2 separate regions of the Homo sapiens genome follow, and region 2 is linked to region 1. A link is an interaction called in ENCODE POLR2A ChIA-PET data of the cell type or tissue named here. Cell type or tissue: GM12878. All regions are shown on one strand.

The links. Peaks named below come from ENCODE experiments on the same cell type or tissue, not always from the same donor. Only the 100,000 strongest peaks of a DNase experiment are listed, where the experiment ranks them.
Region 2: POLR2A ChIA-PET joins it to region 1 with 5 read pairs; 2 of 35 experiments call an interaction of 5 or more read pairs at or near these places.

What each region holds. Positions count from the first base shown.
Region 1 is chr6:149,061,558-149,069,557 of GRCh38, reverse strand. The region is part of intron 7 of UST (uronyl 2-sulfotransferase); the gene reads right to left. Among named protein-coding and RNA genes, the nearest start is that of UST-AS2, 33 kb to the right of the region's middle. RefSeq lists enhancers at 3,157-3,566, 3,587-3,666. In GM12878, no CTCF peak of the experiment used is centred here; a DNase peak (open chromatin) is centred at 3,277; H3K27ac peaks cover 3,272 bases.
Region 2 is chr6:149,148,906-149,156,905 of GRCh38, reverse strand. It overlaps LOC124901426 (a long non-coding RNA gene), which reads right to left. Exons shown (of 2, transcript XR_007059807.1): 2 at 300-620. Among named protein-coding and RNA genes, the nearest start is that of TAB2-AS1, 100 kb to the left of the region's middle. In GM12878, no CTCF peak of the experiment used is centred here; no DNase peak of the experiment used is centred here.

The DNA.
Region 1 (8,000 bases):
CGAATAGACATTTCTCAAAATAAGACATACAAATGGCCAAGAGGTATATGAAAAAACTCAACATGCTAATCATCAAGGAAATGCAAATCAAAACCACAATGAGCTATCATCTTACTCCAGTTAGAATAGCTATTATTAAAAGCCAATAAATAACAGATGCTGGTGAGGATGTGGAGAAAAGGGAACTCTTATACACTGTTGGTGGGAATGCCAATTAGAACAGCCACTATGGTAAACAGTATGGAGAGTTCTCAAAAAACTAAAAATAGAACTACCATGATCCAGCAACCCTTCTACTATGTATCTATCCAAAGGAAATGAAATCAACATATCAAAGGGATACCTGCACTTGCATGCTCACGTGTTTACTGTAGTAATATTCGCAGTGGTAAAGATATGGAATCAACCTGTGTCCATCAATGAATGAATGAAGAAAATGTGGTATTATACACAATGGAATACTATTTGGCCATAAAAAAGAAAGAAATCATGTCATTTGCATCAACATGGATGGAACTGGAGGTCATCATGTTAAATGAAATAATCTAGGCACAGAAAGACAAAGATCGTGTATTTTCACTCATATATGGGAGCTAAAGAAGTTGACCACAAGGAGGGAGTAGGATGATACATACCAGAGGCTGGGAAGGATGTCTGGGTTGGAGAGCGGGCTGAAGAGAGGTTGGTTAATGGGTACAAATGTACAGTTATATAGAAGATGTAAGTTCTCATGCTCCATAGCAGAGTAGGGTGACTATAGTTAGCAACAATGTATTGTATGTTTCAAAGTAGCTAGAAAAAAAAATTCAAATGTTCCTAACACATAGAAATGATAAATACTCAAGGTGATGGATACCCTAAACACCCTGATTTGATCATTGCACATTCTATGCATGGAAAAAAATATCATACATATCCCATAAATATGTAAAATATTATACATCAATAAAATGTGATATTGTGTCCTTCAAGTACAAGTGAAAAGAACCAGGACATATTTGCACGATTAGTTAACTGATATGGTGCGAGATGGTGACAGTCCTGGCTGAGCCTAATGCTTTGTGGTATATTTTTATAGTAACAGCTACAGTTAATGGGAACTAATGTGTAGCAAGCACTGAGCTAAGCACTTGTACACACAATCATACTTAATCCTCACAATAACCCCTTGATGGAAGAGCCATTTTATACATGAGGAAACTGAGGCCAAGGCTATAACTCATTCAAGGTCATGCAGCCAGAAAGTGGCAGAGGTAGGAGGCTCCTCATGACAATCAGCTGCTGTGCTTTTGCTGTGTTGTTTCTTGGTGTGGACAGGTGAGAGGGCTATTACTGCTTCTCACACCTTTCTTCACAGTGTGGTAGAGCATAATGGTCAATGTCCAGGCCTAGAGCCTACTACTCCTCCTGCTGACTGAGGCACCCAAACTTAACAACCGATCTCACAGGAAACTGGCAGGTGTTTTGGAGGGAATGGCTAATGGCTTTATAGTTTGGGAGGAGAAAAGGGCCGATTAAAAAAAAATTGGGCACGATCATCTCTGGGTCCAATACTCAGAGTCAGTGATGAAAACCACCCCAACAACCACTATTTGCAGAGTTCCACCTGAGAGGTAAAACTGCGTCCTGGTGGTTTATTTAGATTAAACTTGTAATTTTGTGTTTCCAGTAGGAAACATTCTATCCCAGGCAGAAATTGACCTAGTATTTACCATGTTCGGAAAACGACAGACTTCTGGTGATAACCAGCATCTAAAATCCCAGTGCACTCCATCGACTCTATGACTGGAAAGTACTGGCTCTTATGATTTCACTCAGAGCCCCCTACATTGACATATCTTATCCAACTTTTATACAGTAATGAGAGGTCTTTAATAAGATTGATATTTGATAAGATCCCAGGTAGCCTTTCCAACCAAATTTTAATTGCATGTCACCTTACCAGCCTGACAAAAGTGCTTTGGCTATTTGATAGTGCTAGTCAGAACATGAGGAGGCCCAGCCCTATGTTTGCTAGAACACTCCACAGAGAGGACAGACTTTTAAGACAAGAGGGAAGGGGGACTTTTTCATGTTTGGCTACAAGGCAAGAGCTTTAAAAGATCCTTTCTTGAATAGTTAAGGATCCAGGGAGGGTGACCGCCAAATATGGCAACTTGGTATGGCGATATTTCAAATTGAAGGCCATTGGAGACCAGTACATCCTGGATGAAGCTGTTCTCTGAAGTTCCCTTATCTACCTAGAAATTGGACCTGCCAAAGAGGAACAAAATTGCCTTCAGTCACCTCCCCTAAAATTTCATTAATCAGAGAAGATCAAAACTCATGTCACAGAGGAAGGGACTGAAGATTAAACACCACACTCAGAGCTCAGATGAACGTTGTCCCAAACTATTGCCTGTTCTTGGGTCCCATTCAGTTCCCAAAGAGAATTATTTACCTTCCATTGTCTGAGCATTGGGCCCATTCATTCCCCTTAAATATCATTTACTACTCTTCAAAATTGCCACATTTAACCTCCATTTCCCCTTTCCCTATGAAGAAAGGTATAGAAAAAAGCTGGACCTCCCTGGGTTATGAGGTAACCACTCTCCTGTGATTTTCTCCTGTGTAGCATTTTATTTTTAAGAGGTAGGGTCTTGCTCTGTTGCCCAGGCTAGAGTGCAGTGGTGGCTCACTGCAGCCTCAAACTCCTGGGCTCAAGCGATCCTCCCCTCAACCTCCTGAGTATTTGGGACTACAGGAGTGAGCTACCATGCTCAGTTTCATGCATATTAATAAATTTTATTCCTTTTTTTCCTGTTAATCTGCCTATTGTAAGTTCATTTTCAAGTAAGCTTCAGAGGGTGGAGGAGAAGCTTTTCCTGTTACCCCTCCAATAACAACAGATTGTCTCGTGTATTTCAGTTACTTCAGTCTTCCTTACTCTTCTTAATCCCTCCCTAAATCCCCCGTCTAAACATGAGGGTCAGTATCAGCTGGTTTGGCAGATTCTTATGGGATCTAATGTTTCCCCAAGCTCTAGTTTTGCATTAATATCCAATTCTTGCTTCATTTGTCTACCCACCCTGCCTCCTTGGAGTTTCCTTCTCTCCCTCATCCACCCCCTCTTCTTCATTGTCAACCTCTCCCTCTCAACTGGCTCCTTGCCATCAAAACTCACTTCCCTTCTTGAAAAAACCCTTGTCTCATGCACCCTCCCTCTTTCATCTTTTCTCTCTCCTCCCCATCACAGCCCAACTTCCTGAAGAGCTGTCTACATTTGTTGTAACATTTTCAGCTTACGTACGTGACTGAACTCACCAAAACCTGCTTTCTGTTCCTTCTGTACTCCATTCAGTTACTCTCGCTTCCTTGTTGGTAGCTCAGAGGGCGCCTCACAGCATGACCCCATCACACTGTGGGCCACACACTCCATTTTGAAACCCCTGCATCTGCAACAGTGTTTTCCTGGCACCCTCACCTCTCTCTGATCACTCCCTTTCCATCTTCTCTACGCCCTCCTCTTTCCCAGCCTGTCTTATAAAGACCAGTCCTCCTCAGGCTCTGTTCCAGCCTCTTCCCTTCTCCCTGGTTACTCCCTGGGTGGCAGCATCCAACCCTCTATCCTTTAGTCCTCATAGCACTGTGAACAACAAAATGAACAGTTTATATAAACAATGACAGCTTTTTTGACCTTCGTTTTCCACAGAGCTGCCAAATTTAATAAGGTTAATGACATTGCCAGAGGGTTATGTCGCGGTCAGAAACAGGAGTGCTATTTTGTGCCAGGAGAAACAGAGACTCAGATTCAACCAATATTGATGGGGAACACCCATTATGAGTTTGGATCATCATATACATTATTTTATTTGATATTCTCAATAACCCTGTGAGGTGAATATCATGACCCCTCTTTTGCAGATGGAGAAATAGAAACTTACCCAAGGTCACATAGCTGGCTGGTAAGTGAAAAAACGAATTTGAATCTGGGTCCCCATCTATGTTGAGATTTTTCCCTAACTTTAAGTACTGCACCATAACCAGGGCAGCTTTCATGAGCCTGTAGAAAACTATCACCTTCATATGGAAAGACCAGAGGTGGTTTGTCTTGTATAATAAGCAGAGAATTCTTAAAAATCTCATTTCAAAGACATATGGATGTGTGTCTTGCTGTACGATAATCGGTGCTATGGAAAAGTCATTCCATTGCTAAGTTTTCCACATTTTTGTAAAATGCCAGACTTTCCATCCAAACAAAACAAAGCTACATGGACTATGGAATCAGCCTCTCTCCAGACTGCCATAATAGCAGCTCTAGAGGAAGTTGTTAGGATTTTTTTTCAAATAATTGTTGTTATTTCAGCCACAAAACAATTATGCTTTAAAAATCTATACTTATTAGTAGCATTCCTTGGGAAGGGAAGAAGCCCTCGTTAGGTGAGCACATACTGTCGGATTAACCATGAAGAAGTGAAGACCTCACTCCATGAGCGTTCTCTGATCCTAGCAGGAACTGAGAGTAACTTCAAGGGGCTCATGTCTCTTGTGCCCACTGATAAACATTTTAAAAGAAAGAGACGAATACAGAGCTCCTCCCTTTAAGACAGGGTGGCAAAAAGGCAGCCCAAGATCGGACTGGCAGGCAATGTGTTGTTTGGCCCGTGGGGTATTTTTTTTTTTTTAGAAATGGATTCAGTTGTTGTAAGGCTTGGTCTATTTCACATGGAAAGCTGGATTTCTGGCTTTTCTCAAAGGGCGGCTACATTCTTCTGGAGCCAAGTGTGACTGCCCCCGTGAAAGAGGCCAGGGCTTTCCAGTTTGCCTCAGACTCTAAATGCCGGTTCATTCTTTTATGTTACCTGACTGGCTGTTATAGAAAGTCGAGTTTTATGCTTCTGCTTTAAAGATTCTAAAATTCAGGCTTTCATAAACCTAGAGAGTAAGTGCTTCTCGTCAAAATCAAGGCTTCAATTAGGCCTCACTGGTGTGCCCAATATCATCTTCCTTCCCTCTTTCTGCAAAGATTTGTTGAATAGCTATTCTGCACCACGCACAGGAATTGTTGCAGTGAATGGGGCATCATCATCATCACCATCATCATCATCATCAGTTGGCACTTTGAGAGCTTTCTCTGTGCCAAGAATTGTAAGATATCTAAACACACATTTAATCCTTATAAAGCTCCCAGTGCTGTAGAGGTCTCTTATTATCACCATTTAAAGCTGTGGCATTGGAATTTAGAAGTTTGTGCAGGCTCACACAGCTGGTAAGTGGTGAAGCCCGAAGTTGGGTGTGGGGAAGTCTGACTAATGAGCCCAGGTTCTTAACTCTCCACATTGCTGACGAGTGGATGGAGCTCACAGTCTAAGGGAGATGCCTGCTCACAAGGCTTGTCACCATGGGGGCAGAGAGGGCATCTCACTCTGATTCATTTGCTGGAGTCAACATTTCTTCTGTTTGGTCAGAAATCCTCACCAGGGAGACCAGGCTTATTGGGCTTATCTTAAATACTCTGCATGGAGTTGGGTCTTTCATACTTACTACAAGATCATGAAGATTTGCCGTATGTGCTGTGTGTGCACGTCTGAGAGTATAGATTCTGTGTGTGTTTCAATCAAGAGATGGAAAACTTTTAGGAGGCCTCTGAGGCACTATCCACCTCCTAAAAAATTTTCTCTAGATTTTATTCTTAACATCTCCACCAGGTTTCATTTAGCTGTTCTTCCAAAGAGGCTTTTTATACTGAGTGATCAGGACAAAAGCGATACCCCATTTATCTTTGTATTTCCACAGCTCAGCACCTGGGGAAACACAGTTCTCCTCTGTACAGGCTTCTTGAGGGAACAAAAGAAACCATCAGAAGGACGAGGGTGCTGTCAGATTCAAGGAAGGCTTGGCTGTGTCTGTGAGATGGAGACAGACAGCTGGGCACAAAGGCAGTATCTGAAGGAGTTTCACAGAAATTCCTAGGAGACCCACAAATGCTGGGTCCTTAGCGAGAAGCAGTCTACCCTCCCATCTGGCTGGGGTCTGTACATTTCAGTGTTTAACTTTGTGGTTTGGTTGCCTTTTGGGACCAATAGTGCTGGCAAGGCACATTTTTCTGCCTCTCTACTTTAATTCATCAATACTTTTTGGCAAAAAGAAGCTGTGGCTTCAGGATGTTTTTGATATTTTTTTAAAAAGTTTTTTCTTATTACCTTTAGGGATTGGTCAAATAATTCCCTTAGTTAATTTTATGATAACTATTGAAAATTTCCTCAAAATAGGCACTGGTTTTGAGCTATGAAGTGTTCAGAAGAGGGAAAACAAAGTAAAAAAACAAACTTTGAGCTTTCTATTTAAAGAACACAATAGAGATTGTTTTTTCTTTATAGACATGTCCAATCAGCCATAGAGTCAGGGCCACAGGGGGATAGACTTCCAGGCTCTGCGCTGTCCCTGGGGAGGGAGTGGCAGGGACACTACAGAGTAGTTACGGTCCTGAGTGGAGATTCTTCTAACAGCTGGCCCCCAGTGACATAAAAATCTGTAGTTGGCCACCCAATGTTGGTAGAGAATAAAACCTGGCATGAGGCCAGGAGGGGGCTGCTTTCTGTATTATTAAAACTTTACAAATAGTAGCCCGAACAGTGCAACTTCTCATACAAGTCCTGCAGAGAAGCACATCCCTCTCATTTTCATAGGGCTCTGTGGATTAATGCGCTTTCACATCGCCCCTCACTACCTTGCTCAATCTTCCCAGTACCCATTTTACTTACAGATACCAAGGGCCCCAGAGGTCACAAGACCAGCTCAAGGCTGTACAGCCAGGACATTTCAGTCCAAGCACTGGAAAGTGGGCTTTCTGATTCTCAGCCTTGCACCTTTTTGCTACACCACAGGCTGTTAATTTCCAAATTGAGTGGAAATCTATAACCACCCACTTCTCCTTGCCCTGTGTGTATTCTGGCATTCAGGGAATCCATTGAAAAGAAGGGCTTGAGTGTTCTAAGATGAGGGGAATGCTTTGGTAAGTCTGGGAGGATCTGGTGAAAAACTTGCAAGCCAGCAAAAATGTTTTCACACTGAAAGGGACTGTGTCTTTTTCATTTTTAGTTCCCCAGTGTCCAGCTCCATGCCTGGCACCTAACCACCCTCCATAAATGTTTGTTGATTTGAAACCTGTATTTTAAATCCATCTGCAAGACTGGATTAACCCAAAGGGCAACTTTCAGTGTTGACTATGCATACTTCACTTTTTAGCTAAATTCCTTCCTTAGTTGAGGGTCCTTCCTGAGCAAACTTTCCATTTCTGGAAATTGAATTTCTGGATAGTAGGCTGACAGAGAAGGTTTGGATCACAGGTTGTTCTGGAGAGGTAGTGGTATTTGCTTTTCTTAGCCACTCTGTTGAAGAACATTATGTTATGGTGACAGAACGCTTGCAAATACTTAGCCAAGCTTAAGACATGCCATGATAAGGAAGGTTCACCACAAACACAAATAGCTATGTAGAAGCCACCGTCTTGCAGCTAATGAATTTGTGCTGGGTGTGATATTTACCCCAGCCATTAACTGAAGATTCAAACACTGTTGGGTAAAAAGACATTTATTTGTGTGACCTGACTTTGCTGTATGAATGCTGGTCAGTTACTTAATTTGCCATCACTTTTGGTACTTTTTAGTGATGTTTCTCCATTAGCAAAATGAAAGTGTTTTATTTAGAAGGAAAACAGTCATTCAATCACATCCATTTGACCTATGTGCCAAGGACTTTGCTGTGGATACAATGTGAACTGTGGCTCTTTGGTCAGTCTTGAACACTTCCTGGTGGAAGAACTTAGCCCGGGCTTTTGGGAGTATCCACAGAAAGCTGGTGGCTCAGGGAAAAGGCTGCAGGGAAAAAGTTCTACTGGGACCTTGGAAACACATCTCTGCCCGGCACCAGGCACACCCATCTGCATGAAATGCATATGTCAGTGGATTGCACACAGATTCTGGTTTGCCAACTCAGGGGCTCCTCCCAATGCCCTGCCA
Region 2 (8,000 bases), 87 kb before region 1:
GGGCACTGCCTGGAATGGGCCTGATTGTTGTGATGAGTTTGAGTTTGTGGCCATTCTTGCTGGTCCTTCAAGGTAGCAGAAAGGATGGTGCTGGTATCTTAGCTGCTTGAGCCAATTATGTTTTTACTGGAATTGGAGTAACAAGCTTCTGTGCTGCCTATTAACTTCCTACATGCTGAGATGAGAATAGCTTGAAGCTGTGGAAAAATGCTGATATACTTAAAATAAAGAACCAAAATAGCCATATAAAGAAACCTCAGGGAATTTTAACCAAGAAATTACTGCCAAATAAATCTGCAGCCAGTCAAAATGCTGAATATTTTATTTTGAAAAGGAACTATATTTTTAGTCTCTGCCATGCTTGTCAACACTCCACTGTAATAATAAACTAAACCATTCATTAAAAAAAAAAAAGATGGAAGTGACCTTTTTCACAAACCCAATTAGCCACACCATGCATTAGTGGAGACAGAAATGCACAAGTGACTGTTGGCGATCATAAACACGAGGTCGGGGCATTTGTAGTTCATAACAAGGAATAAGAAGCATCTACTGTCCGATCGGAGTTCCACCAAAACTGTTGGCTTCTGTGGGCCCTTCCCACAACAACAAAAGATGAGCTGAAAAATAAAAGTCAACTCTGGTCATCATGGTAGTTCAGTAATCTTTTCTTCTCTCTTTTCTTCTTGAATGTTCATTTTATTGCATTCACTGTTGTGAGGTGAAAGGCTGAAGAAACTAATTATAAAAACAATATGCATCCATCTTAGATAATTTGGAAAATAAGCCAATAATAAAAAAGAAAATAAAAGTTACCCATCCCTCACCATTCAGAAATAATCGCAGTTAACATTTTGATATATTGCCTTCTTATCTTCTTTAAATGCATTATAGGTAAATAATTTAAAATACAATTAGGAGGATGCATATGATTTTGTTTTTTTCCCTTAGCATATTATACACATTTTCCTATGTGAGTAAATACTCTTCAAAAAGATAATTTTTAAAGGGTGCACAATAGCCAACCCCATGCATAGAACATAAATTCATCATTGGAATTCCTATTAATAGATATGCAACTTCTTTTCATTTATATTAATACATGTCTATAATGAATATCTCTTTATAATGTTTTATGTACTTGTATTAGTCTGTTTTCACACTGCTGATAAAGACATACCCGAGACTGGGTAATTTATAAAAGAAAGAGGTTTAATGGACTCACATTTCCACAAGGCTGGGGAGGCCTCACGATCACGGCCGAAGACGAAGGAAGAGCAAAGGGATGTCTTACATGGGAGAAGACAAGAGAGCATGTGCAGGGAAACTCCCCTTTATAGACCCATCAGATCTTGTGAGACTTATTTACTATCAGGAGAACAGCACAAGAAAGACCCACTCTCATGATTCAATTACGTCCCATGGGGTCCCACCCATGACACATGGGAATTATGAGAGCTACAATTAGAGATTTGGGTGGGGACATAGCCAAACCATATCAATACTGTTATGATTGTTTCCTTAGTATGCATTCTGAGAAGTGGAATTCCTAAGTCAAAGGATTCTGTGCATGTTTTAGCTAGTAAGTTTCTTGTTAAAAATAAATGATGCTTCTACTAATACATTGAAAATTATTATAATAATTACCCCCCTCCATCTACTTTTCTTTCAAAGATAAGCATTATCCCTTGAACCTCAGTATTATCAGTCCCATCTCTACTGGGTGCTGCCATATAAAACCAAACATGATATATAGGTTCACTGACATGGATAATTTGTCTCTCACCTCACTGTCTGCCAGAAGGAATATGGTGGAATTTGCTAAGGGATTCAAATGTATATCCAAGAAATGTGACAAATACTTTTGGGGTGCCTGAAAAGGTCAACCTCCATCCTTAGACAGGTGTCTGCATAAGCTTTCCTGAACAATGGGGCTGGGCATTTTATTTTTATAACAGGTAGATCAGGGATATCTGACTCTACCCAAAGCACTCAGATAGAAATCACAAAAGTTTGACTTAAGAGGCTACGAGACTGTATTCCATGAAGGTGACTTCTTCTAGAAGACTAAGCTGCAGCAGCCTTTTTGGGCCATGAGGACTGGTGATGAAGCAGAGAGAGCCAGAGGCAATCTGCAAAGGAAGCCAGAGGAGGGAGCAAAGGGACAGAGGGAAGCAGAGAGACATTGGGGTAGGATAGGGAAGGGAGAGAAAAATAGACAGAGCAAGGGTTTAGTTACCAAAGATTCGACTTCCTGTGTATATTCTTCAAGTTTCATGAAACACTCCTCTCATCTTGCAATAAGTTCTCTTTTACTCAAGCTGACTGAAATGTGAGCAAGTTATCCTGACTCAAACAATGGGACTGATGTTGATCAATCTTCCCACTGTGGCAATCTCAGGCACATGCTCTTTGTTATATGGCTAGGTGCTGGTCAGTATATATTTTTTAAAACAAGAATGTATAATTGCTGAATGTACCTTAATTTGAAAATGTTGTTTTTTTCCCTGTAGATAGGTCATATTGGTCAGACCACATGCTGACATGTGAATTTGTTCCCACCAAATGAGTCAGTTGAGATTTTAAAAAGCAAAAACAAAAAACCCAAACACCTCCCAATTGTTCTGGAGGATAAAAAAAAATGAGCTAGTTGGTCTTACTGGCTTGTACTAACAAAAAATAACCCCAAAAAATCTGGCTTCAGTATACTTAAAACAATAACATTAGCTCTTTCTGCTATCCCAGTGGGAACAGAGTTGTAATAAACTGCACATTGTCCAGATTGGTGTGATTTTAACCTGGTAGTGGGATAAAAAATATTTGCTACATGGTTTAAAGTTGAAATAGCAAGAACAAGTCTTTCTTATTCACATTTTCTTAAGAAGCTCTCTGTGCATAGAAGAGTGTGAGCCTGGGATGGGACAGGTGAGACATACTTTGAGGGATGTCAGCTCCTGCTCATTGCTACCTAGATAACGTATACACTAGAACTGAGACAAGACGCTGGGGAGGCTGGAGTGGCTTTTGCTTTTGCTTTTATTTTGGAATAGCAAAATATAGATGAGGAGAAGATGATGCAATTTTTGTAGGAGAAAAGAGTGAAGGGACAGGGTGAGGAAACAGCAGAAGTTGTTGTTTCTCTTTCCCCATCTTCTTCCAAAATTGAAATACTGAAGCATCTTAGGCACAGTTTTCTGTGAAAATGCACAGAGATGGTGTCTTAGTCTGTTTTGGGCTGCTGTAAAAGGACACCCAGAGGCTGGGTATTTTATAAAGAACAGAAATTTATTTCTTATAGTTCTGAAGGCTAAACATCCAGGATTGAGGGGCCGGCATCTGGTGAGGGCCTTCTTGCTGTGTCATCCCATGGCAGGAGCAGAAGGGCAAGAGAATGGGGACACATGGGAGAAAGGAAGCAAGAGAGGGCCAAATTTGCTTTTCTAATAAACCCACTCTCACAATAATGAAACTACTCGCATGATAGCAGCATTAATCCATTCATGAGGGCAGAGCTCTCATGACCTAATCACCTCTTAAAAGTCCCACCTCTCAGCTTGGTTGCATTGGGGATTAAGTTTCCAACACATGCACTTTGGGGGACACATTTAAACCACAGCAGATGGAGATGTGCATGTGGGAGGATCATGAGGAAGCACTCTTGGAAAGAGCATCTGTGAGGAAATAAATAAAGCAGGGTTGGGAAAGGCAGAAGTGAAGCTGCAATACAGCTACAACAGAGGTCTCAGCTGATCTCATGGTTTCTGGAGCTGGGCTGGCCCTTCGGAGTTAGCTCAAATTAAGGCAAGGGGAGTGGTCCTTATACTCTGCATTATCTACCAGTCATTGGATGTGGGCTGCTCCTGTGTCTTCAGCGGGGGGCATAACCTTGGGCAAAGCAGCTTCTTTCTACTCAGAACTTTTCCCGTGGAGGTTCAATTGTGAGCTGTTTGTAGCCAATGCTCCTGACAGCTAGAAGCAAATGCCTCATTCAGGGGGATCTGAGCAGTGCACCACAGTAGCCACTGGAGTCCACACCTCCCACCACTTGGGGCCACTTGCTTCATATAGTAAGTTTATCCCAACTGGGATAAGCTCCTCCAGGGTTCCTGGATAACTCTGCCAAAGATAGGTTATTAGGATAAACTATAGCCCCTGCTACTGCACCTGGTCCTGAGGCTTCAACTTATACACATTGTCTTTCCTATGACCCATTCTTGATTCCCTTCACCCTTGGCTAGCACCTGTCTTGGTCGAGGTGTCTTGTCTGGTGTGAGCAGACTTCATTCCTGAGAGGTCTGAGCCCCTGGCCACAATGCCCTGCTTAGGCTGTGGCTGCTGCATTTGCCCATTTACCATTAAAATTAGGCCTGGAAGTATAAACAGATGCTTCATTATATCACTTGGGTGCCCAATATATTCCTTCCTGCCCTATTGTATCACTTCAGTCACACCTGTGATGATCTGGGTCACTTTACCCAGATGATTTACAGCATCAAGGATGATGACCTTTTCCTTGTCTGCTGGTCTCTTGGCACAAGGCTCTTGAAGTAACTGGGTGGCAGCTACAGTTTAAGGTTTACTGAGACCCTTACTTTGTTCCCTGGTGGAAGCGTTGCCCTCTGGGGATCAGGATCTCTAGACCATAGAGCCAACTGTTGCAGGGATGGGCAATTTCAAGTCCCCATGCTGGAGTTGTGATAAACAGGGCTGCTCCTACTTCCACCCCTTGGTTCCTCCTGGACCTGGGTTATAGACTATATCAGGGGACACAGCTCAGTAATGTTTATTGATTTAGGATGTGTACAGCATTCTGGAGAAGAGTGCTCCATATTTGCAGAGTGTCACTTCTAAGCTAGTGCCTCAGCTGCACCTTCAAAAAGCTGTTCAATTTTTATCAGGCACAAATGTTCTAGGCGGGACTGTATGTGATAGAACCAGTGGATCCCGTGGTTAAGTGCCCACTGCTATACTTCCTTTGTTGCGTAGTAAGACCCTTGTCCAAGACGATGTTAAGCAAGATCCCATATCAATGGTCCAACACTCAGTAAGGCCTGTGATCATGGTGATGGCTGAGGCTTGGCAGGCAGGAGAGCAAACTTGTACTTGAAATACATATTTGCTCTCAGTCAATATGAACGACTGCTCATTCCTGGGTAGAAATGGTCCACTGAAGTCAAGTTATCACCAAGTAGCTGATCTCCTTGAGGGACGGTGCCAAACTGGGGTCTCAATGTTGGCTTTGTTCCTGTAAAGTTGGTTGCAGCAATAGCAGCACTATTGGGCCCAAATATAGCCTGCATTCCTGCCCCCATGGCCTCTGTCCATGAGCCCATTGTGCCAACACTTGGCATAGCTGGTGACAGAAGCTGGCTGTTGTCAACGGGTCAAATCATCCCATCTCCTTGGTTGTTTAGTGAGTCTTCTATGATGAATGTTCTGTGATGGACATTAACATGGGAAACAAAGTCCCTCCCACGTGGTTTCTGCTCCCCTATGTCCATCTGCAGCCTCTTCTCCAGACCCCCTTGCCTCTGACCTTCCAAACTTTCTTTTGACAGATCCAACCCACCAGTCACATGGTTTATCACTGTCCATGAAACCACCTATCATCTTGACTCAAGCTACTCTCTTACCACATCGTGGATGACTAAGTGTGCTGCCTAAAACTCTGCTCACTGGGAGATCCCTCCCCACTGCTGCTTTCAGTGCCATTTGTGAGAGGGGCTGTGACACAGAAGCCACCTGTCTTTAGCTTGTACTCACACACCAAGACAACCATCCATTGGTGAGCCCTGCTTAGCCTTTTTAAAAATTCCTTTAGCTTCTCAAAAGCGATCTCCCTCCCCCATGCAGCTGAATTGGTGAGCTCAGGGAGAGTGCATGTGTGGTACTGTTAGATGTCATGTGGGGTTGGGCCACCTCTTCATGCAGCTTCATTGAGTGCTCTGATCCAAATGTACCACTTCTGTCTTATGATGCATTGCTGTTGGGCATGCCACTGAGCTTCTCAGTGAGGCTTGCTCCCTTCTAACCAGCTCTGTCCTTGCTGCTCAGGTGAACAGGCTTTTTGGCTGCATGTGGAAGATCCATTCTGGCGTGCCCACCTCTACAAGCCTCTTCTCCCCTTCACTGTTTGCTGCAGCAGCTCTAGCATTTCTCCTACAATTTATTGCAAATATATTTTCCAAGAGGTTGAGAGCCTCCTAGCAGCATATCAGCATCATCTTCTGGGATCCTTGCAGGAGTGTTGAATTCTGAATTACAAGATGATGCTCCCATATCAATGAGCCCTCCCCCGCTTATCTGAGTTGATCTTGTCTTCCTTGACGCATCACCTTGGGATCCAGCCCCATGCATGTCCCCCAAACCCCAGCTCTAGCTAGCACTAGTCGGCTAGGTCTTGTGGCTTTTTTGAAGCATAGAGACCCTGTCCTGGCTTAATAAGCTCAGCACTTCCCATGCTGGCTCATGTGACTTGATCCTGTGTATTGGTGTGATGTCCAGGACAGATAGGGTAGATCCTGAGAGGCTCTCGTGCTCTCTTTAAGTTAGAGGATCCTGTAATGTCTTCAAGCAAGAGGTCAATGTCAGTCTTAGTAGAAGGCAGTAGACTACTTCTGCAATCCCAGAGCACCAAAAGGCTCTGGATTTTTAAAGTTCTTGAGCACATCAAGACAAATCTTCACATTGCAAGTCTTAGGGTCCCCCACGCACTCTCAATTTTTTGTAAATAGAATCATATGATTTTTGGCAATTCTGTATGCTCCTTTTTCCACTCAAAAATATTTCCAGGATATCTTTCTATGTCAACATACATTTACGTTAGGTTAAACTATATGAAAAGACGGATATTCAAATGTTTTGAACCTGCAAAAATGGCACTAGAGTTTAACCTAATGGAACTTGTTCTTCCTGCAGAATTCCCATTTCGGTAAATAGCTGTTCCATCTTTCTGGTTGCTTAGGCCAGAAACCTTGGAGTCATTTTTTTCCTCCTTATTTTTTTCTCAGACCTCTAAACCAATGTGTCAGCAAATTCCATCTACTCTACCTTCAAAATGTATCCAGATCTTACTCAAACTGTTTCACCTTCATGGCTACCATTCTGAATCATCATTTCTCACCTGGGTTATTCTAATAGCCTCCTAACTGGTAACCTTTCTACTGCCTTTATCTTCCTTCTAGCCATACTTTAAAACAATTTTTTAAAATATTTTGTAGAGACGGGGTCTCTCCATGATGACCAGGCTGGTCTCAAACTCCTAGCCTCAAGTGATTCTCCAACCTTGGCCTCCTAAAGTGCTGGTATTGCAGGCATGAGGCACCGTGCCCAACCCCTTATACCCAATCTTAACAAAGGAGCCAGAGGGATCCTGTAAAACATAAATAAGATCATGGCTCTTGTCTGCTCAAAATTGTCCAAAGATCTCCCATGTCACTTAGAATAAAAACTAAAGTCTATGACAAGCCCTGTGTAACTTGGCATCTCTGATCTTGTTGATCCTCTAGTTTACTTCTCTGCTGCTCACTTACTTCTCTTATTCAACCAGTCTCCTTTCTGTTCCTTGGGCACATCCGGCTTGCTCCTGCCTCAGCACCCTTGCATCTGCTCTTCCATAAGCCTAGAAGGCAGCTTACCCTAATATCCATGTGGCTCTCCCTTTTCTCCTTCACATTTTTACTCAAATGTCATCTTCCCTCATCTCCCTATTTTAAATGGCATCCTTCTTTGGCCTCCCTAATCCTCTTGCCTGCTTTATTTGTATCCATAGTGCTTCTTGACATCTAACATATATTTTCCTTACTTATTTTGTTTACTGTCTCTCTCCACTAGACTGTAAGGTCAAGGAGAGCAGAACATTTTGCCGGCTTTGTTTACCTCTGAAGAAACTAGAATAGTGCCTGACATACAGTTACCATTCAAAAAAAAAATGTTGAATGAACGAATGGATGAATGGATCATTCTTAATGACTTCATCATCTGTATAGATCTTAATTTAC